Regions from separate parts of the Homo sapiens genome. Here regions 1 and 2 are each linked to region 3. Evidence: chromatin loops called from intact Hi-C (ENCODE). Cell type or tissue: heart right ventricle. All regions are shown on one strand.

Region 1 (8,000 bases), 120 kb before region 3:
AGGATGTCATTGTCTCTAAAAAATTGCCTTGTGCTCCATAGCAGCACTATCCAATAGAAACATAATGCAAGCCACATATACGTAGTTTTCAGTTTTCCAGTAGCCACACTAAAGAAAAAAAGTAAAAAGAAACAAATGATCCTCCTGACCTCAAAATATATTACAAAGCTACAGTTGTTAAAACATGGTACTAGCATAAAGACAGACATACACACCAATGGAACAGAATAGAAAGCTCAGAAATAAACTCACAGGTATACATTCAACTGAGCTTTGACAAGGGTGTCAAGAATATATAAGAGGGAATGGACAGTATCTTCAACAAATGTTGTTGGGAAAACAGGATATCCACATACAAAATAATGAAATTAAATCTTTATCTTACTGTATGCATAAAAATTAATTCAAAATTGATTAAAGACTCAAACGTAAGACCTGAAACCATAAAACTCCTAGAGAGAGGAAAAGCTTTAGTACACTGGGCTTGCTAATAATTTCTTAGATATGATACCAAAGTACAAACAACAAAAGCAAAATTGTACAATGTGACTACATGAAACTAAAAAGCTTCTGTACAACAAAGGAAACAATTAACAGAATGAAAAGGCAGCCTACAGAAAGGGAGAAAGTATTTTCTATATATATATTGATAAGGGATTAACATCCAAAATAAATAAGTTCCTACGACTTAGTAGCAAAAAACCAAATAATCTGATTTAAAAACAGGCAAACAGGCAAAGGACTTGAATAGAAATTTCTCCAAAGAAGACTTACAAATGGCCAACAGGTGTATGAAAAGATGCTCAACATCACTAATCATCAGGGAAATGTGAATCAAAGCCACAGTGAGATATCACCTCACACCCATTGATATGGTTATTGTCAAAAACAAAACAAGGCTGGGAGTAGTGGCTCACATGTGTAATGCCAGTACTGTGAGAGGCCAAGGCAGGAGGATCACTTGAGGCCAGAAGCTCAAGACCAGCCTGAGCGAAACAGTAAGACCCCGTCTCTTCAAAAAATTAAAAAATTAGCTGGGCATGGTGGTGTGCCCGTAAAATCTCAGCTACTTGGAAGGCTGAGGTGGGAGGATCGCTTGAGTCCAGGAGTTCGAGGCTGCAGTGAACTATGATCACACCACTACACACCAGCCTGGGTGACAGAGCAAGACCTTGTCTCAAAAATAAATAAATAAATCAGACAAAAAAGATTAAAATGTTGGTGAGACTGTGGAGAAATTGGAATTTTTATATACTGTTAGTGGGAATGTAAAACAGTGCAGCCAATATAGAAAACAGTATAAAGTTTCCTCAAAAAATAAAAAATAGAACTACCATATGTTCCAGCAATTCCACTACTGGGTATATCCCAAAAGAATTGAAATTAGAATCTTGCAGGGATATCTGTACTCCCATGTCCATTGCAGCAGTATTAGCAATAGCCAAGACATGGAAGCAACCAAAATGTTCACTGGCAGATGAATGGATAAAAAAATATGGTATATATATACAATGGAATATTATTCAGCCTTTAAAAAGAAGAAAATCCTGTCACTTGAGACAACATGGATGAACCCGGAGGACATTATGCTAAGTGAAATGAGCCAGTCACAGAAGACAAATACTGCATGATTCCACTTCTATGAGGTACCTAAAATAGTCAGACTCACACAAGCAGAAAATAGAAGTGACTACCAGGAGCTGAGCTGGGGGGAGTAGGTTGGGACTTGTTCAGTTGATATAAAGTTTTGGTTATGCAGGAGAAATAACTTCTAGAGATCTGCTGTACAGCATAGCACCCATAGTGAATGGTACTGTATTATGCCCTTAAACATTTGTTATGAGGTTAGATCTCATGTTAAGCACTCTTGCCAAAAACAAACAACACAAAACAAAGAAAAAGGAAAAAAACAGTGGAGGGAGGACACAGGGAAACTTTTAAAGGTGATGGAGATGTCTATTACCTTGATTGTGGTGATAGTTTTATAGGTGTATGCATATGTCCAAACTCTTCAAATTATATGCATTAAACGTACATAGTTTTAATATATCAATTATATCTCAATAAAACTATTAAAAAACAAATCAAATTAACTTCAGTACTATATATTATTTAACCTGTCATATATTTAAAAATATCATTTCAGCATGTAATCAACATAAAAATTATTAAGTATTTTCACAGTCCTTTTTTCATACTAAACCTTTGGAAACTGTTGCATATTTTATACTAACAACACATCCCAGTTCGAGACACCTATATTTCTAGTACTCAGTTGCCACATGTGGTCATGGCCACTGTAGTAGACAGTGCAGCTCTGTGGCCTCAGCCCACAGAGATGAGCCTAGGATGCTTTGCATTGCAGAACTGTCTTTCTCTTAACGCTTGAGCTATTGGGAAATCAGAGCCATGTTATTTATCATGAAAGAGCATTTGATTAAAAGTATAAAATATCCTAGGTCAGATGGCTCACTGTAGTTGCAGGGGAGACAGTGAATTGCTGACCATGCACTGTGATACATCAAAATATAGGGACATTCAGGCACCTCCTCAGCCTACTGAATCAGGATCTTTGGGGTGAGTCTAGAAAACAGATTTTTAAGTACAGGTTTTAATATGATAATAAGTGGTGCCTGTTATTAATGGGAGGACATTGAATCCCAGAGAGAATGAATGACTCACTCATGTTCTTCTCATAGTTAGGGGTCAGCTAGACCTAGAACCTCACTTGGACCCACTAGACACCTTTCCACGCCCTCACCACAATCACTGCCAACTGCTATTCCAGCACAATTCTTGCCAAGAAAATACCTGCTGTCATGTGACAGGTATCAGCACACTTTAGGAGCAGTCAAGACAACTTCCTAAGAAGGTAAACTATATTTTCCCAACTTACCAAATTAGAGTAAGAAGAATAGATTTCTTCCTTTAATCTGGCTTTGTCTCAGACTGGAAGTGCTCTCTTGTCCAGTTAGAAACTAATCGTGATAAAATTAGTAGGCCAGAAGGACACTCATGGCCCATCTTTAACAGGATTTATAGCCCTGGTTCCTTTTCTTGTTGCCTCTGTGGAAATGTGCAAGCATACACATAGTTAGGAAGGTTTGAAGGAAATGCCTTAGAGAAGTCTCAGTGACCAAGAAAAGCTAGTCAAATTGCCAGCTTCGGCCACAGCCATGTGTTAAAATGCTCTGCAGACCCAAGTGTGATCATGAAACAAGTACAGCAAGAACAGCAGGTCTGTAAACATCCTGATGACAATGGGGAACAAACAGCTGGGCCGAGACCAGATCGGTTCAGGCAAATGTGCTCGTGCTTTTGATCCAAGTGCAAGATGAGCGGATGCAGGGGAGGCGGCAGCTGCGGCACAGCTGGACTCAGGAGGCATGTGATAGCGTGACTTGCAAATCATGCTGGAAAAATTCATTCTACTAAGCTTGGACGTGAACACAGTCACGTGGGGCCCATCAGCTCACACACTGCAGCCAAGAGCGAGACAGAAATGCAACCGGGCTAATAAGAGGCGTCAGGCCCACTTCTAGTTGGACACGGCTGTCTTTCAGGGAAGGAATGGGACAGGAAATGCACTATATTTGGAAATGACTCTAAATTTAGAATGAAAGACTGACTTGAGAATACTGAAAACTTGATTGAGAGATACTTAAATGTATTTTATAAGCATGGAAGGCATTTACTGGGGTCTCTACCATAGTGTTTTTTGCTTGTTTGTTTGTTCGTTGAAGACAAGGTCTCACTGTGTCACCCAGACTGGAGTGCAGTGGCACAATCACAGCTCACTGCAGCCTCAACCTCCTGGGCTCAAGTGTTCCTCATGCGTCAGCCTCCAGAGTAGCTGAGGCTACTTGACCACAGGCAAGCACCACATGCCTGGCTAATTAAAAAAATTTTTTTTTGTAGAGATGGTATCTCCCTGTGTTGCCCTGGCTGGTCTCAAACTCTTGGGCTAAAGTGATCCTTCCACTTCAGCCTCCTAAAGTGCTGGGATTGCAGTTGGGAGCCACAGCTCCTGGCTTCATAGTGTTTAATATGAAAGGCTATTCTGATCTTTCCTACTGGTCTAGCACTTTGGGGTTTGCAAAGAGCCTTACATTCACTTTCACTTCACCAATGAGTAAATAAGCCTCAGAAAAACTGAGTAAATACTAGAGCTCCAGTGGCGCAATCGGTTAGCGCGCGGTACTTATACAGAAAAACTGAGTAAATACTGAATGTATGTGTGTGTAGACATACAATATTACATGATGTGCTATTAATATAGCATGTGTATATATACTGTTTTACACATATTTATATATATTATCATACTATATATGCATATATGCATACTATTATAATCATTCATTTAACAAATATTTATTGAGCAATTACTTAGGTACCGGGCACAGTGCAGTATATCAACAAGGGTAAGGGATGCAGACATTGCAACTCTCATGGAACTCAGAGCCTAGTTAGGAAGAAAACCATTGCATAAACAATCACAACATAAATATGATTAGAGTCTGGAGTAAGTGCTACAAAAGAAAAGTCTAAGAGGTCACAAGAGTATAAGAAGAGGGTCTGCCTTGCCTGGAGCATCAGATGCTCCCCTGAGGAAGGAGCCTGTGAGCTGAGCGGTCCGGATGAGCAGGTGTTTTCTACAGTCTGTGCATTGTGTCTGCTGAGAATCTGGAAATTAAAAATGCTGCTGTTGGGGGTTTCACCATGTACGGACGAGGCAGGAGTTCCTCCAAAAAATACAAATTCCATGAGGTTAAATCAGACCTCTCAGCCCCAATCAAAAGGTAAGGACTTCGTGGAAGCTAAGGTCAAAGTCCAATCGATTTAATAGACCCTGAGAATGTAACATCCTATGGAAGCTGAAATCTAAGTGCAGGTTAGTTCTCCCAATTGCTTTCTGCCCTTTAAGGTTAGAGAAAGATGACAGCAAGAAGCATAAAACTCAGTTGTGGCTCTCAGAGCAGTCCTTGTTTTGAGGTTTTCTTTTTTCTGTCTTCTCCTTTCCCCCCTGTCTCCTCTCTGTCTTTGTCCTCCTTCCTCTACCTTCTTTATTTTTCACTGTTATAGATTAGTACCATCTATTCTATTAATATTGACTATAAATGCATGTTTTCTTCATGTTAAATGCCTATCAATTGTCTTCTACCTTCCAAAAGTTAAAAATGTATATATGATATGGCAAAACTTGTGCTAGATCACAAAAGCAAGCTTTCATTTTGATTTACACAGGTATGTGTGTACACACAAACACACTAAATACAAAGGGTTGCTGCTATAGGCTAGCATAAATAGCTTCCTGATTCTTAACACATCAGGTAATATAAATTCTGGTAAGCTCAGACTGCCTCTATATGTTCATATCAATTAGCCTTAAGGGTCTTTTTCTGAAGCACACGGTAAAATCAACACAGCATTAGGAGCTATTTTCTCAAAAACAAAGAGTTTGAATTCTTGCTGTAGTAGTTCTGAAGTAAAAGAGAGGCTCCTTGCCCCTCGTTGTTCAAAGTCATCCATTTCCAACAGGCGAGGGCATCAACAATTTGGCAGAGGCAGGTAAAAAAGAGCCAGGGGAACCCAAGTGAAATTTCAACACAGCGGTTGCCTTGGAACCCATTTGGAGGTTAACTTGCTCTTGTTTCTCCAGCATTTCCTTGCTGAAGGAAATTTGTACTCCAATTCCAGCCGCGTTCCAACTCCAATAAAACAGTGATAAGATGCCCTGGAGGGTTGCAGCCAAGCCTGTGGGTGCAAACAGGGTCAAATCACATCATGGGAATGAGATGGGATTCTACATAGTTTGAGTGTTGACTGTTTTCCTCTTGCCAACAGTGGGACGTTTGTTCTCATTGTTAAATAATTAAATAGGCAGTTTGTATTTATTTAACATACAGACTGTAGCCAATTCCTGCTGACAGCTACCAAAATAACCCCATATTTCCTAGCTCTGAATGGCTCAGAAGACTGTTTCCTGACTGCGGGAGCATCACCGCAGAGCAAAACTCTCCTCCAAGTCTCCGAACACCTTTTTCATCACTTTAAACAATAAATCAATTCACAGCATGTGATCCAAAAACAACAGCCCAGTTTTATTGGATGAGGTTCATTCCCATTCTCTCAGGCACTCCTTCACTACCAGCACTGAGCTGTCTTGAAGCTGTACTTGGCTGTGGATGGAAAAAAAAAATCTACTAGTTTTCCTCATTTACACTTGCCCATTAAAAAAAGTGAATTGTGACCTAATAACTTAAAAAAGAAAAAAAAAAAGAAGAATTATAACTTGGAGGAGAAAGTAGAAAGTTTGGGAGAAGCAGGCCAATCAGGAAGTCAGGGGAAACAAGTATTTAAATGTGGAGGTGGGTAGTCCTTGGAGCTTGGGAATGATTCAAGATAAGGTAGAGACTCTCACTGGTCTCCTAAGGTGGTCAACATGGCAGAGGGAAGAAACTGAGCAGTCAAAGATAGCATCCTCTGTGGAGGGTGGTGCTAAGAGAGATTCTAGAACCATTTACACATGATCAATGCTTTGATCCTGTCATGTGTATCAGAAGAGATGTAGACCAGGCCGGGCATGGTGGCTCACGCCTGTAATCCCAGCACTTTGGGAGGCCAAGGTGGGCAGATCACTTGAGGCCAGGAGTTCGAGACCAGCCTGGCCAACGTGGTGAAACACTGTCTCTACTAAAAATACAACAACAATTAGCTGGGCGTGGTGGCACGTACCTGTAATCCCAGCTACTCGGGAGGCAGAGGTTGCAGTGACTGAGATTGCACTACTGCACTCCACTCTGGGTGACAGAGAGAGACTCTGTCTCAAAAAAAAAAAAAAAAAAAAAAAAAAAAAAAAAAAAAAAAGGAGATATAGACCAGACTCCTCTTGAAATTTCCTGGTATTTGTAGTGTCTGAGGCATTCAGACAGTAGGTGCTAAAGACTTATCCCTAGGAGTCCGGAGTCCCACTTAAGTGGAAGAAGGAAGCGATTTTCCCTGTCCTAAGTGGCTAGCTACCAGCCAGCAGCCAGGCGATGTGTGGGTACTGACATACCACAGCATCTTCCTCTCGATGCTCCCACTAATGTGGCCACCAAAGGTCCACCCTAGAGGAAACAGCAATGAAAGGAAACAGGACAAAAGACCCCGTGGCAAGAAAAAAGATGGCCTAATTTTTTCTTTCTCACCATTCCTCTTGTCCTCTTAACCCATCTCTTTACTGTGCAATTTGCACTTTGAGTGGCTCTACAGATGGTGGATACAGTGAAGACCTCTGTTATCAATATTAAAACTGAGCATCAGTGAGTCAACAAGGCTCCACTTTGTCCTGTTCAACTTTAGCAGCACCACAGAGATCAGAACTAAGTAAAGCCATTTACACAATTAAGGAGGAGGCTGCCTTTTAGAGTGGCACAAGCATTTCCTCTGGAGTAGTGTGTCTGAACCAGGAAGTCCCTCTCTGCCTTGTCTGTGGATTTTAGACAGTCTGAATTCAGTTTCTTCTTCTGTGAAATAGATCAGCCCCACTTGTACTGTCATAGTATTGCTCTGAGTATGGAAAAGGACAATGGAAAATGAGGTGCTCTGTATTCTGTTATTTGTCATTAGTTGTGTTCTACTAACCAAACTTTAGGCATGGTGGAGTTCATTTCTGCCTCTTCTGGAGATAGGAAACTATAGAACTAACTTCAGATGTAGATTTTTTTAAAGTTGTCACTCTGTCCCTTTTCTTGTTTGTAAAAGGAGGAAGTGCTTCTGTGTGCCCTCCAAGGCTTCTTCCAACCTTCCAAAAAAAGAAAAAAAAGGCAGACAGTCCATTCAAGGATGGCAATCATGAAATCTTGACCTACTTTGGAATGAGAGGCAACATCTAAGAAAACCTCAGCTTAATCTCTATTAGCTCACCACAGAAGCATATATTCTGGGCTAAGATCTCTCAGAAGCTGGGCCATGGCCATGGCATGTGCTTAAAGCATAATAAAATGGATGTGGAA
Region 2 (8,000 bases), 200 kb before region 3:
ATACCATTATCTATCTATCTATATCTATCTATCTATCTATCTATCTATCTATCTATCTATCATCTATCTATCGATATTTTTATTTTAAATCAGCTGACATAATTGTGGGGACTGGCAAGTCTGAAATCCGTAGGGTGAGCTGGTAGTCCAGAAATTCAGGTAAGAGTCAATGTTGCAGTCTTGAGTCCAAAATCTGCAGGGCAGGGCAGCAGTCAAAAAACTCAGGCAGCGTTTCTCTTTTGAAGTTGGGAGGCAGAATTGCCTTTTCTTCAGCAACTCAGTTCTCTCTCTCTCTCTCTCTCTCTCTCTGTGTGTGTGTGTGTGTGTGTGTGTGCATGCGCGTACTTGCTCGCTCTTAAGGCTTTCAGCTGATTGGATGATGCCTACTCAATAATGGAGGGTAATCTGCTTTACTCAAAGCCTACTGATTATAAATGTTAATCACATCTAAAATTAATCTTCATGGAAACATCCAGATTTATGTTTGACCAAACAACTGGGCATCATAGCCTAGCCAAGTTGACACATAAAATTCTCTGTCAAACCCTCAAGATCTAGTCCAAAACCATAGCCCAGGGAATGCAAAGCCCTTTCCAAAGTAGCTGCACTTCCCAGGAGCTTATGTTTTCAGGGCCACCTCAGGTGCTACAACACATTCTGCTTTGCAGCTTCCATTCTATACCCCAGTTCAAGTCTGCCCTAAAATTCAAACCTGTCCTCAATATCCTATGACAGAAACATGACTTGCACACAGCATTTATGAATTTTAAAGACTTCCCTGACTGTTGAGTTGGGAGACATCCCTCCACCATATTCCATATCCCTTTCCCCTCCCTTCTTAGCAACTCCCTTTTCCACTGAAATCCCCACCAAAACCCCAAATTCTTTCTCTCCAACTACGCAAAATGATTTCCCTTCTTCTGATGTTTAAAACCTTGAATTCTCAGGTATTTGGAATCTACCTTGAGTTCTTATCAACATATTATTTTTCACACAAAGACATGTCTTTTCCTAATTGGAACTCTGGACTGATTGCTAAGATGACAGTATTTTTTACCTCTTTATACCTAGGAGTGTGAGACCAATAAAAAATGGCCCTTGAGAGAGTTCAGGCTTTTCAATCAAGAGAGGGTGATGAAGACATACAGAGGCAGAGATTTCAGAAAGGCATTATAACCCCAAACAGTGGCCCCATTTTTCTGCCAACAAGCTGAAGCTCCTAAGCACAGCACACATGGTTCTTGACTATTTCTCTACCTTCCCAGGCCATCTACCCTCCAACCTTATATTCCAGTCATGGTAGACTACTGGCAGTGCCATGCCTTTGCCCATGCTGCTGTTGCTTCTCTCTCTCTCTCTCTCTCTCTCTCCCCCAGTCATTCTGGTGAGCTCATCCTTCTGAGAAGCTTTTTCTGCCTCCTCCAGGGAGAATGCTCCCATAGATCCTTGTACAATAATTCTCCCCCAAGAGGACCAGGATCCTTAGCACTCTCTATTCCCTTGTGCCTGCCGTAGCATCAAGACCACAGTTCCATAAATACTTGTTGGATTGAATTCAGTTCAAATGAATTGGCACAAGACATAGTTCATCTTTGGAGATTTTCCACCCAAAGTCATTACAAAGCCAAATAGAATTTCACTTCTGGGTCTTGTATCTAAACTATTGTCACATTGCAAAGAAAACATTGTTTTCCACTTTTAAGAGAGGAAAGAAAAAGACCATTCACATAGATCACTGAGAATGTACAGAAAGATCTGCTATTCTCTTGAAGACCACAGCTAGAGAGACACTGACTTAAAAAAAAATCAAATTTTATTTGATGGAAGAGGACTTCCAAATGGGAATTGCTACTCCAAAAGAAAACTCTTGTCTTTATAACTGGTAAAACTTCTGTTTTACGATTATCATTAAGATAAAACCCCAAATAAAGAATGTCTAGGGTTTCTAAAAATTACTCAGACTCCAGTTTCAGAAACATTGAGATCATAGACTCAGGATGCAGGCTTCATGACAAGATGAAGGTGAGACCCTGAGGCAGAGGACCAGGTCCTTGTACGAAGATACCTTTGATCTTCATTTCACAGATTTACATTCAGTAAGGCCAAGGGCAAATCTGCACAAGAGAGTAAGCAAGCTGGCATGCACACGTCCTAGACACAAAAGTTGCCATGACTACCTGTGGTTGTGTCTGTGTGCAGGGCCCTACTCGCACGGGAGGCCGGTACACAATACCCTTGGCACAGGACTCCCAGCTATCTCCCTGTCCCCCAAAGAACCTTTTTACTGTTCCCTTTGGTCTTGCCATCGTGCCTGAGAAGAGAATGTAGAGGCCTGGAAGATTACAGCAGGCTGGCCCCTGGCCCCACAAGCTCAGCCCATTATCTGCCCAAGTGCTGCCCATTTGCCAACTCAGCAAACTGCTATCTCCTGGAGATTTACAAAAACATTTGAAAATTGAAAAGTATGCTTCCTATGTCAACAGGATGCCACGTGTCCGTCCTCTGAAACCTGCCGTCTACCAAAATGTGGCTTGTGGCACCACCTGCAGTGGAATCACTTTGGGAGCTGTTAAGAATGCAGATTCTTGCTCCCCCCAAAACTTTCTTGCTTCTGCATGTCTCAAGGAGTTTCATTAGCAAGGAGATGCTCTGCGGTTCTTCTGTCCCTCCTAAGCCCTTTCTTTTTATCTGGGTTCACTCCATTAGCTCATGGTGTCCTATTAGCTTTCTCAGGCAGCCTGCAGGCCCTGACCTCAACCCGGGTCTGGCCGCGGGATTGTCCCCCAGGGCCAAGGCAATAGATTATTTCTGTGTGTGCACACCATTCACCCTGGACATTCAGAGATGGGTTTTGGCTGATGAGCTCTGTGATCCTAATCTTACTGGAAGACAGCCTGCTGAGCAAAGACTGGCTGCAATCCCCACGGCTGCCAGTGCTCTTTTACTCTCCAATAATTTTTGGACTCCAAGGGGCCCTTGGGTTTACACTAAACACAGAAAGTAAAGTCCAAACATTTTCTCCTTCACCAGTTCCTTCTCCACCCACAGCTGCACCCGGAAGCCTCATAAGAGGAGCTGGGCTCTGTGAATCAATGCTGGAGTAATTTCTCCACATTCGGCTCTCAGAATCCTCGCTACCATCGTCTGGCAGATTGCAGGTGCTTCTCTTGGGATTGGGAGCCTGCCAGCCCCCCGTGTATGTGGTGCTTTGGATTGCAGCTTTCCTCCAAGTCTCTCTTTTCACCAAATAATGCCTTTGACTTCCTGTTTCCCATGCCTATTAGCTGCAGACCAACCCCATCTCCCTTTTTCTCTTTCCTAGCCTTGAGAGGGGAGCTTAGGACAACCACCTTGGGGTTTTGGCTGGAAACTGCTTAAATAAGAAGGACTGAGACACAAAGGAGGGACTCTTTCTTTCTTTCTTTCTCTGTTCTTCTTTTCTTCTTCTTCTTCTTCTTTTTTTTTTTTTTTTGGAGACAGGAGTCTCGCTCTGTCACCCAGGCTGGAGTGCAGTGGTGCGATCTCAGCTCACTGCAAATTCTGTATCTCAGGTTCAAGTGATTCACATACCTCAGCCTCTTGAGTAGCTAGGATTACAAGCATGCACCACCATGCCAGGTTAATTTTTGTATTTTCAGTAGAGACAGGGTTTCGCCATGCTGCCCAAGCTGGTCTTGAACTCCCAGCCTAAAGTGGTCTGCCTGCCTTGACCTCCCAAAGTGCTGGGTTTACAGGTGGGAGCTACTGCACCCGGCCAAAGGTGGAATTTCTATTCTGGTTTTTGCTCATTGTATACCATTAAGAAAAAAGAACTGCCATCATGCAAATGAATAATGGTGATAGACCTCTAAGGAGAGAGTCAAAAGTAAGAGTCACAAACTAACTGATGTGAACTTATTACAAAGACACATGGGGACTCAGAGTAACACAAGAAGTCATGTCCTTGGCCTTACTGGCTATGAAGTCACACTGGTGACCCCTTATGAGGCAGGGTTCAAAGCAAGGTTCAGAGCAGGGGGGCTCCCTTGGGTCTAGGTCACAAATAGTGGCCTTCAGGACATAAAACTTTCCTTGGCCCCATATACGGTGGGGCGGTGATGGGTGCAGGAGGCTTGGTTTATTTGACATAGCTTGTGTGATAAACTACCCACAAATGAAAGTGGCCAGACAGTTGGGTTTATCTTTTGTGCTAACATGACAGAAAATCATGGGCTGGAATATTGCTATAATCCTGACCTTCACCTGCCCTTCACTCCACTTACAACTTTGGGCAGATTACTCTGACCCACCTGAAATAAGTGATGCCAGCCATTTAGTTATTGCAATGGGCGCTGGAGGGTTTGTGTGTATAATCCCCTCTATTCCAGCTCCCTAATTGTTGATTTAGTACTTCTGTTGATGCCCCTTGACCAAATGTTACCTGCACTGACCTCCCAGCAGGCAGTGGTTCTATTTATACGAAGCTTTAGTCTGGTATTCTCAAGATGCTACTTATCCTCCTGCCTTATCCCACTCTCAATGGGATAATTCTCTCAGAAGACAAATATCAGCTTCAAAAGCAACCACTGAAATGTTTACATATTGCTATTAGTTGTCCAGAAATTTCACCAAAAAGGTCTGAGAAGCCTAGAAAAAAGACCCTCACAAAGCACCCTATGCAGCTAACCTGCCCAGCAAAACTGTCCTTCAAATATAAGGGAGTGATAAAGATTTTCTGAGATAAGCAAAAGCTGAGGGACTTCATCATTACTAGACCAACCTTATAAAAATTGCTAAGGGAAGCTCTTCAAGTTAAACAAAAGGATGCTAAGCAATATGAAAGCATGCGAAAGCATAAAAGCCACTGATAAAATAAATATATAGGCAAATACAGAATACTGTAATATGGTAATGGCGCTATGTAAATCAGTTTTAATTCAGGGAGCAGAGATTTCCAACAGTACAAGGTCTTCTTTATATCTTTATAATGTCAAAAAACAAAACAAAACAAAATCTGGCAGACCACCACCACTCCTCACTCCCCTCCCAAATTATGCTAAAAATTGCTTTGAGGAGCTGCAGATTGAGAAAATGTGCAATGATAAAATGAACTCAGTACCTTTTTAAAATCGAATGTATATTTTATGGATCACAATTGCTGCATGCATTCTAAAAATAGCAATACACATCTGGGAAGGTGTATTCTTTAGCAGTTTACAGATACTGCAGCTATCACAGACCTCTTGCAGGAATTCTGGATTGGAACCAATGTCAGAAAATAGTTCCCTACAGCCCCTGCTCCGGGGATCTGTTTTTCTCCTACCAAGAAGGCAGGAGCACCTGGGCCAGGAAGAGTCCAAAGGATTCAATATGTTTTCAAATTTTCCCCAATCTGGGGGACTCCACAAAGATAAGCAAGGGATCAATTATTGTAGGACTAAGCTAGGGATTCTGACCTCTTCAGGAGTAAGAATGGGGTATCTGACCAAAGCTAGAGTTCTAGGCTGTGGAAAGCAACCCATTCTCAAGGGCCTCTCCCCATCCTCAGAGGCCCCTAGATTAACTCTATAGCTAGGCTGGGCCAAAGGCCTGTGAGCCCCTGCTTTTGTGTTAGTCATAGACCGTGCAAAGTTATGACTCCAACTTTGCTGCTTAGAGATGTGACCTAGGATGGCTGTGGTAGTCATTAATGGTAGATGGCAGTACACGCCATGGCCCTCTTGTGGTTGCTGGGGCCATGTGACTAATTCTGGCCAATGAATCTTGAGCAGATGAGATGACATCACTTCCAGGCCAGATCATTTAGTTGCTACTTTGAGACCCTACAGGGCTTTCTTTCCCTCTGGAAAAGGAAAGCATGGTATTGGAGATGGTGGCTGTTCCATCAGCCTGGATCTATGAGGGGCATGATGAGTGAAGCCTCTCTACTGAATAGTGATGAACAACGAGTATTTTGGGAAATCTGCCTTTGTCGGGTTCAGCCACCACAAATCTAGAGTTGCTTATTACTGTGTCATAACTTAACCTATGCTGACCAGATAGGCTAGGTTACTCTTCGCAGTGGTTCTATATTTTAGATTCTCCAATATAATTTAGTCAAAATGGCTATTTTTATTTTTTATACTAACCAGTTGCCCCCTCCAGCACTCTCCTCCTATTTCTATCAGTCCCCTCTGATTTGACTGGAATCAAGCTGGTTTACAGGACTGCCAGGGTACTTGGCTAGTGTCATCTATCTGGCCAGGCTTCTTTCAAAACAAAGCCTTTCTCACTGTTCCCTCACAGGCAATGAGCCATGCAGGCAAGGCAGAGGAGGGCGGGCCCTCCCAGAAGCTCAGAAAACACAAAACTCATGCCTTTATGCTTTATGGATGTCAATTCAGTTTTCTCCACAGGCACAACCTTTTTTTGTGCATGACTGTATATGACATTTTGAATGTTGGCCCATTTGAATTGTTTTAGTCCTGTACCCTGATCCTCTCTGGGGCTCTTGAATACACTTGGGCTTGTGTTTAGACAGTTGCGATGATGTATTCTCAAACCCAGTGTTTAGCTGCACACTTTAATGACAGGCAAGGAGTAATTGGGCAGTTTGGCACGTGTCATGTCCTAAATGTAGAGATGAAGGTTCTAATGGTAACAGAGGGAGAAATAGATTTGTCCTGAACTTGGCAGGAATGTCACTCTGCCAAGCTCTGCCAGCCTGATGCTTAGACACTTCCAGATCCAGGACCCTTCTGAAAAGTGCAAAAGCACCCTGAAATCACCAATGAAACAGGAAAGAAAAAAACCATCTCTGCTTTGCAACACCTTTAGCACACATAAGTGACTTCGGTGTGACTCTTTGGGGTGAAGGTTTTTTTAAAAGCATGACATTTAAACTCGGCCCAACATCATTGTTTCCCCATTGCCATTTCCCTTCCTGTGACAGACATCTCATTATTAAGCATCACATTATTAGCACAAACGCTTTTTGTAGAAGCATAAAGGCAAGGATGCTTATTAATCAGAAACCAAATTTTCTATTCAGGCACATAATCAGGGATCTTGGAAAATGTGAATAGCTTATTTGGTTGGAGGGACTGAGAGCAGCTTCCTCCCATGGTACTTGATCTGCCAGGATAATGATGTCCTAGGGAAGTGTACTGTGAGACCCAGTAGAAACTACTTGAAGCTCAGCAGTCCTGTGGATGTCACCAAGGAGAGTCTTACAGGAATGGATGAGCCCCTGCAAAGTGTGAAATAAAGAGTGCTAGGAGTGCTACTCTGCTTAAAAAAAAAAATCTCCCCATCAATTTGCCTGCATTTTCAATGTCAGAGATACCTTCTTTCTTCTCTTAAAGATTTCAGATGTTAGGAGAGGTAATATAGTTAGTGGCTAAGTTCATACGCTTTGTGGTCATGCTCTCTGCATTTGAATACTAGCTTTGCCACTGACTAGCAGTATGACTTGGGGTAAGTTACCCAACTTCTCTGGGCCTCAGCTTCCTCACCTATAGAATTGGATAATAATCATTCTGCCTCATATATTTATTATTGTTTTGCCTCATATATTTATTATTTATTATTAGGGTTATTGTGAAGATTAAATTGAGGTGATATATGAAACACACAGAACTGATCTGGTACCAAATTTCTAACTTGGGGTTGAAGTTCCACTAACAGCCAATAGTGGTGGTTAGGTAGTCAGGTTGAGAAGGAGCTATTTCCAGGCTTGGAAAGTTCTCCTTGGGAAGGATTTGTTCTGGAGTTTCCTGTTGCTGTATAGCCTTTTTAAGGTCTTGATCAGTCCTAAATTCCCCAAAGACAACTCCAGAGAGTCACAACTATGGTGGAATGTGGACATGAGAGAATGAAATGAAAACAGAGCTGTTCCTTTCTCCTGGGGGTCCTGGGCTGCTACGGAAATGCTGGGCCCAATCTGAATGAAAACTGGTTTCAAAAGGTAACCCCTTAACTCAGTTTGTTAAGCTCATTTTCTGACTTCAAATGGTAGACAGAGTTTCTTTCTTCAAAAGTAG
Region 3 (8,000 bases):
GCAAAAATGTTGAAAACCTGTCAGAAAGGTATGCATGGGAAGATGTCTAACAAAAGTGTGTCATAACCAAAATGTAAGCATGAAAGCTAAAACATAAGATGAATGGGAAAAGTACCAGACACAAATGTTATGTTGGAGAATCTTACAAGATGTGTAGTTTTTTTTTTTCCCCCCTGGAGAAAAAAAAAGTTCAAGATCTATTCAATCTCTAGGACTAGTGATTTCCTAACTCTTATCAAAAGCTAAATAAAACAAGACCAAAAAAATTAAAGCTTATTTTTAAAACTGTCGGCCAGGCATGGTGGCTCATGCCTGTAATCCTAGCACTTTGGGAGGCCGAGGCAGGTAGATCACCTGAGGTCAGGGGTTCGAGACCAGCCAGGCCAACATGGTGAAACCCCATCTCTACTAAAAGTACAAAAATTAGCCGAGCATGGTGGCGGGTGCCTGTAATCCCAGCTACTCAGGAGGCTGAGGCAGGAGAATCGCTTGAACCCAGGAGGTGGAGGTTGCAGTGAGACGAGATTGCGCCATTGCACTCCAGCCTGGGCAACAGGGCAAGATACTGTCTTTAAAACAAACAAAAAAAATGCCTTTCTAATCTTTAGGGCAATCATCTTAAAAGAGTAGGCATTATTCCCATTTTAGGGACAATAATAATTCCTGTTTTACAGACGATAATTATGGCTAACACATATTGAGCCTGTACTATGAGGCACCACTCTAAAAGTTTTACATGTAGCAACACATTTACTGGCACAGAGAGGTTAAGTAATCTGCCGAAAGTCACAGAGCTAATAAGTGGCAAAACTAGGATGGACAATGAAAGCTCAAAAAGGTTAAACAATTTGCTCTAAGGCCATCAAGCTGTCAGTCATGAAGCCATCAGACCAACACAAGGTAGGCCGGCCTGTCTCCTCCCACTTGTCATCTGCCTGGTCCCAGGGGCATATTTGGATTCCTGCACTCACCAGGGCCCAGTGGGGAATGCCTAAGGGATGGCAGGATAAAGCCCTAGAGCCTAATGCAACCTGAAGAGCACAGGCCTCATCTACAGGGGCCATGACCTTCAATTCTTAAAGAGGAGACAGAAATAGAGATCTTGATTTAAAAAAAATCTCTAGATTGTTTAATATCGCCTCAATGTTTTCTAAAAAGCATCATGTAGGCCAAAGAAAACATGTCTCCTCGGGCTATCAGATTACAACTGCTCTTTACTTATTAAGAGTCTTAGGTCAAAAGATGAGCTGTATGATCACATCCAAAAAATGTCAGAAATCAGAGCTGCTGGGCCAAGCCGACTCAACTCAATTCCTCTCTATGACTCAACTCAATTCCTCTCTAAGTACAACAAAGATTTACACTGGATTTGCCCTCCAGGCAAACTTTTACCTCCTCTAACTCTTCCCCAGGCCTTCTTCAATCCGGACTTATAGCTGTGGCAATATCTATTCAAGTTACCAAAACTGCACATGAAATTTGCATATTTGGATTCCTGCAAATGTCATTCAATCTCAACTTTTAAAAGTTACCGCACATTAATGCAGCAAAAGAAAGCATTTCCCACATCCTAGCCTGCCAACTCTTAAACTACATTCATTCTGAAGAAAAAGCTGCCACAGCCTTGACCACTACCTTGAAGGGGTCCCCACACTGCAGGCCAGCTCTGAGAATTCCGCTAGAGACACCGAGGTTCATTTCCTCGTGTCCTTCTTTAATCAGCTGGAAGAGACTTGAGGAAATGAGTCAAAACCCTAAGGGTAACTTCGAAGGGCTGTCAACAACAGCAGCAAAATTCATCACCACCACAACATCTGTACATAAATGTTCTCCAAGGGAAGCCCGCAGAATACTTGGCACATTTCTGATGAGAATTTCTTTTGGGAGAAAAAATGGCTTTGGATGGTAGATTGTCATTATTTCTCACCATGCTATCCAGGGTAAATAGCCAATGACATCAGCCATTATTGGGGGTGTTCTCTTTCACACCTATGCACAAGACCATTTTTATGTTTTGGAGTGGGAGATGGATTTTTAACTGGCTTGCATCATCCTTTTAGAAACAGCTTACCTTCATTTCTGAGGGACGCTAACTGGAATGAGATAGCTAACAACTAAGCCAACATACCACAGGGTCAAATGCCTACAGCCCTTCCTCCAAGCTAAAATTTAATTAATCCTCCCTCCACAAATAATCCGCTTTCATAAGACACGCAATTCTAAATATTTTTCACCAAAATTGGGAAGGTAGTGACATTGGCCATCCTGTATTCCCAGAACTTCCAACAATCCCTGGCACATAGTAAAAACTCATTAAATATTTTTGAATGAGTCTTACAACAGATTCTGGTGAATCATGTGAATGGCTATAGAGCTGGGCACATGCAGCCAATCTCATCAGGCTTCACCACTGATGATTTAGGGCTTATCCTTAGCCAGTTTCTCCAGCTGTAAAATGTTAGGGGTAATAATAGTACTACTTCCTAGGCTCATTGAGACTACTAGAAATAGGTAAAGCCCCAAGCAAAAGGCCTGGCACACAGTTTCCAACTGAAGAGCAACAACTATGTACACCACACATGTCATACGAAACTTAAGGCCCATTAGAAAGCATGCTATAAATGCATAGCATTACATGATTTACAGAGTCATGAGAAAAAAAATGGGAATGAGTGGGGGAAAAAACAGAATAGGGATAAATGAATTATCTGGGGTCTCTTATTTCCAGCAGGATAATAATTTAGAGTGCCTTGTGTCCAGCTGCTGAGAATGACTCCAGCCTCACACCTGCAGGAACGAAACGGGGAAGGTATGATTCACTATTCCTAGCAGGTTCATCCTGTTAGGCACAGGAGCTGTAATACTTGGGGGGCGGGGGCCCTCAAAGGGCAATGCAGAGGAATATATGGGAATTGAAGGGCAGTAAGCATAAGCCACAGCTCCTTGCTTCAGTCAGGGGCAGACCGGTCAGATGCACCCATACTCTATGACTTCCCTGTGAGCAGGAGAGGCAGAGGAATTTCAAAGAGGCAGACAGGGGCCAGGGGAATAGTTAAAAAGAGTGCTGAGTCTACACTCAGAACATTGGAGGAGAATTCTGGACCCAAAGGATCCTTCATGATGCAGATGCCTCCTTGTACTCTGGAGGACACTGCGTTTCCCAGAATTTAAGCAACCTGCCCTAAGCAACCTGGCCAAGGGCACGCAGCCAAGAAATGGCAGAGAAACCGAGAACCCAGGGGACAGAGCAAGGCTTTGTCGTTACACCACACTGCCCCCCCAGGAGACAGACCTTAAAATTCCCTTTGCCAAAAATCTATTGGGGAGAAGAAAACCATTGATTCTTTTAATTTTTTAAAAGGGAGATATTCGATGTGGTCTTTCTAGTCTCCTACTAGGTTCTAGTTCACATAGCTTAACTGATATTAAAAAGGTCAAGGCACAAAAACATAAAGACCAGATGTGTTGTTTTAAGCTAGGTGATCAAATCCTCCAGAGAATCCGAACACTCCCTCGTGACCCCTGCTGACCCCTCCTGCTGCACAGGGGTCCAGATGCAAGGCCTCTCTGCCCCCCACAGGAAAGCCCTCACAATAGTTACAAGTCCAGGACGCTGCAGACTGCGCCTGGAGACTTTATAGAGAAACTGACCGGTAGTCGACAGTCTCAAAACCGTTCATTGCGCCGCTTCCTTTCAAGCGCTTGATTCCAGCTAAGACTCACTTTCTATCCTTACATCATCAGGGTAACCTTAAAGGTTTGTTTTAAAAAATGACCTGGGAGATAGCAGGGCTTCAGGGGTGAGCTGGGCGACCTGCACTCGCCCGCACCAGCGACACCTGGAAAAAAGGGAACGGGAGGCAGGAATCTGACCAAGGGGCTCCAGCAACCTGCAAATCCTTCACCTAAGACCCAGTTCCCGCGCGGATATACCTGGATTTCTGTTATAGCTTTAAGAACTGAGTAGGATTTGCAGAAAGTTCCACGCCATCTCCCACCCCACCCCCAGGCAGCCCTGAAGTATAGAAGTCCCGGGGGCGGGGAGGCGGGCGGTCACGAATCTCAAAAATTTCCGAAGAAAACAGGACCTGCGAATACAGGTCGCAGACACCGGGAACTAGGGGCTTTCAGAACCCGCCAGGCAGGCCGGGCACTCTGGCCGGCGTGCTAGGCGGTTGGAGTCAGGGAACGCAGAGTCCCAGCACGCTGTCCCTTGCCTTCCCGGAGCAGGCGGCAAACACAGCCTCCAGCCGCCCCGGGGCGCGCGGCAGGAATGAAACGGCGCCGCGGCAGAAAGGGGCGAGCACGGGATGTACGAAAGCAAAAAGTCTGCAACCTAGCGGCTGCTTTCCACACGCCCTGCCCAAGTTGTCCCTGTCGCCACCACCTCCAGGCTCGCGGGAGTCCGGCCCCACAACAGCCCCACGCCGCGCACTCCCAGCGCAAAAGCCTAACCCGGAGGCGGGGAAACGCCGCAGCCTTCGATTGGTCTCCACGGGTGGCGCCGCGAGCAGAGGCGGCAGCGGGTCGGTCCCCAGCTCTGGGCACAAAGAGCGCCTGCGGTTGGAAGGCAGTAGCCGCAGAGCAGAGAAAGGGCTCTCTAACTTTGCCCTCAGCGCGGCGGAGAACCTGCAGGCAGGTCCTCCCGGGCGCCGGTCACACACACGCAACTTTTAACAAAAGGAAGCTGCGGCCGCGCCTCGCACGGCAAGAGAAGGCGCTCGGTGCAAACCCCTGAGCCCCCCGCCTCCGCCCCCCGCGCAACGTCGGCACAAAAGCCACCCCAAACTCGCACGGAGCCTGCAGCCTCGCTCACGCCTAACCCCCTCTTGCTGTCCCCATTCCCGAAGAACCCCGGATTCGCGTCCCCCACCACCAGCAGCTGGGGTCTCCTCGCGCAGGTGAGCGAGGCAGGGCGCCGGAGAGTCCGAGGGCCACCTGGAGTCTCCCCGGAGGCTGGAACGCACGGGCACTGAGGGCCCGCAGTCCTCTCTCCGGATGCACCCTGGCGGGTACCACCCTCCCAGGCACAGGCTTCGCCGAGTAGTCGCACGGTCGGGGTGCCAGCCGCGGTGTCCCACCTGTCTGGACGCGAAGCAGTAGGAGCAGAACGCAGAGAAAATCCCAGGCGCCGCGAGCGCCTCTCATCGCGGTAGCTGCGATGGGATCCGAGCTCTGGTCCACGTTCCAGCTCTCGCCCAAGTGCAGCGAGCGCGGCAAAGCCGAGCCCCCAGAGCCGCGAGCGGCGAGCAGCAGCCCCTCCTCCCAGCGCCCTCCCTCTGCGCGCCGGCCACGCCCCTCCTCGCCTCCCCTCCCTCGCGCCCGCCCGGGTCTCGCTTCTTCCCGGCGGCGTCTGGCCCCTGCTCTTTCGACGTGTTAATGCCGGGGGGCCGTGCCCGCCGGGAGGAGGAGGGCGCGCGCGCCCTCTCTCCCCGCTCTTGACTCCGGAGCCCCTTTCTCTCTCCACCTTTCCACCCCTGGGATGTGGACGGCCAGGCTGAGGCCGTTCCCGGACCAAGGAGGTGCTGCCCGCTCGCTTTGTGAAGCTGGGCACCACGCACACGTTAGGGCACGGGCCCGCCACCTGCCAGGTGCTCCCCAGACAATAAAGGTCGACTGCCCGCCCCTCGAGCACGTTCGGGCGGGAGGAGGCTGGACGCCGCTGCTCGTGGAGGTGGCATGGGGATGGGGAGGGGAGCGTTAGGAAATTGAGCCCCGACATTCCCCTCCAGGCCTGTTAGGAGCTCCTGGCACCGCGGTAAAGGCTGAGCCCGGTTTCGCTAATTGTTTCTGCTCAATTTCTCCACCTGCTTCGTAACCTGTAGGAACACAGTGGGTTCCTATTGGTCGGCGTGGCCTCCGCCCAAGAAGCCCCTGCCGGGACTTGTGTGGAGACAGGGGCGATGGAGGGCGCGTGGCGAAGTTTGCTCTGGGAGCCCAGGTTTTCATACACGTTTTCCCCCCTCCCCCCAACGCTGCCAACCCCAGTAATGATTTCTCTGCCTCTGTAACAGACGACAGTTTTAGGGCTAGGGCTCTTAACTGCCCTTGCCGGTCCCAGGAGCAAAATAAAAGTACAATGATTCTCTTAAGCCCGATTTCACTGCCCAGAAAGTGCCTTACCCACAGTCTCATGGTGGATCCTTGAACGGAAAGCAACAACAGTATCTGTATAGGGGTTAATAGTTCTTCCCCACAGCGACTCGTCTTTTCATGCTCACGATAACAGCTTTGTGAGGAGGGTAGAGCAGGTATGTTTATTATTGTAGTGAGGGAAGACCCAGGGCTTGAACACTTATTGGAAGACCTACTCCAAGAAAGATGAGCTTTCCCTATGCATTCTGATAAACTAATAAGACATCCCTCCTGAGAGCTTAAGAATGGAAAAATAAATGGCAGATGCCCATCAGAAAAAGGGATAGAACAGATACACCTAGACTCTTCTCTGAAGTATCATCCAAAATTTACAGTTGCCCAGCTGCCCCACTTCATTTAATATTGAAAGCTCTCCTGTTGTTTAATAGTGTGAGGACCCAGGTTGATGTAAGAAAAATGATTTTTAAAGCTAATCACTTAAAAATTATCAGTGCTAGAGGGTGATCAAATGATCAATGTGTATAATTGCCTCTCTTTAAATGTAAGTATTTACTCACTCAGCAAGCATTTGTTTAGTGTCTGCTGTGAAGCAAGGAGGAGCTAGGTACCAGGAGTACTATTATTAATAGACAGATATGCAGATGTGGCCCCTGCCCTCACAGTCCTTATAATCAAGTATGGGGACCTACATCCCAATCTCCCAGCAAAAGGTTCGAGTCATGCGGCTGTAGGAGAACTGAAATACCAAAGGTCTCTGTGCTCTGGGCCATCAGATCTCATGTTTTTCTTAGGATGACAGATAAAAGATACCACTCAAAGCAATCATAAGTTTCTGGGATCTTGATTTATTTCTAAAATTCATTTTGTATTGAGAAAAAATCACTATGAGTTAAAATATCAACATTATGCCTGAGAGAGAAAATTTACAATTTTCTTCTTCAATCAGCTGATATTGGAGAGGATAACATCTTCAAAAGAGTGGGTGAAAAGAGACCATATTGCAATTTAATTCTAGGCACGGAACTTCTATCAGGAAAAAAAAAAACTGAATAGGGAGTTATACCATGTTGGACCGTCATTCCTGTTTTTCATTCAGCAAATATCTTTTGAGCACCTAGGTAGGCATAAGACCCACATAAATGAGTAAGACAAAGTCTCTGTCTAGGGGAATTCACAGTCCAGCAGGGAAAATAGGTACTCAAGTAAGAAACTATAATATCTGCTAACAGAGCTTATGTTCAGCCAGTACACACCAATTTGGCCTTATTGGTTGACACAATATTGAAATCCTTCTGTACTGATTACAAAAAAAACCATACCCTAAAATATCTCCCAGCCCAACCTTGAGACACGCTAAATCTCCTTAGATCCAGGAATTAAAATTTTAATGCTGGCCACAACAGAGAGCCTCCAGTACTTGTACCTTTAGGGTTGTTAGCTGTTTTTAATAATACCCACTGCCTGTTACATAAAGAAAGGAAGCATATATATAAGGCACTATGAGTGGACATATATGCTGTAATATATAAGGAACTATATTATAGATCAGCAGTGTCCAATGGAACATTGGCAATGATGGAAATGTTTTATATCTCAGGTAGGATGTATGGATTAATTCTATACTGTATTTTGTGATAGTCCTGGGCATGTTCAGGGATTGTGCTTTATGTATTTCATTGTTTTCATAATTCTTTTAGCAAGGACTCTCGATTGCAACTTATAGAAGCAGCTTAAATTAAGCAAGCAAACAAAGAAGCCTAAATGTATTGGCTCTTATAACCAGAAAGTCCAGGGACAATAGTGTTTCAGACTTTCCTAGATCCAAGGACTCAAAGTTATCAGGACTTGAAGGGCGAGTGTGTGTGGATGCATGTGTGCACAAGTGCACGTACACTTTCCTCCAC

Evidence for each region. A loop is a pair of places that touch in the nucleus more often than their neighbours do. Peaks named below come from ENCODE experiments on the same cell type or tissue, not always from the same donor. Only the 100,000 strongest peaks of a DNase experiment are listed, where the experiment ranks them.
Region 1: it touches region 3 in a loop (3-fold over the local background); 7 of 110 quality-filtered maps call a loop at or near these places.
Region 2: a loop joins it to region 3, with 2.5 times the contacts of the local background. A loop is called at or near these places in 5 of 110 quality-filtered maps.

What each region holds. Positions count from the first base shown.
Region 1 is chr4:54,779,738-54,787,737 of GRCh38, reverse strand. All of the region lies in intron 2 of LOC105377657 (a long non-coding RNA gene), which reads right to left. Among named protein-coding and RNA genes, the nearest start is that of LINC02358, 62 kb to the left of the region's middle. In heart right ventricle, no CTCF peak of the experiment used is centred here; DNase peaks (open chromatin) are centred at 3,397 and 5,721; H3K4me3 peaks cover 914 bases; H3K27ac peaks cover 5,897 bases.
Region 2 is chr4:54,850,520-54,858,519 of GRCh38, reverse strand. All of the region lies in intron 1 of LINC02358 (long intergenic non-protein coding RNA 2358), which reads right to left. Among named protein-coding and RNA genes, the nearest start is that of LINC02358, 9.0 kb to the right of the region's middle. In heart right ventricle, no CTCF peak of the experiment used is centred here; no DNase peak of the experiment used is centred here.
Region 3 is chr4:54,655,163-54,663,162 of GRCh38, reverse strand. It overlaps KIT (KIT proto-oncogene, receptor tyrosine kinase), which reads right to left and starts at 5,206. Exons shown (of 21, transcript NM_000222.3): 1 at 5,082-5,206. The coding sequence starts at 5,148. RefSeq lists a silencer at 5,627-5,921. In heart right ventricle, a CTCF peak has its summit at 4,359; DNase peaks (open chromatin) are centred at 4,362 and 5,203; H3K4me3 peaks cover 3,156 bases; H3K27ac peaks cover 2,429 bases; H3K27me3 peaks cover 1,580 bases.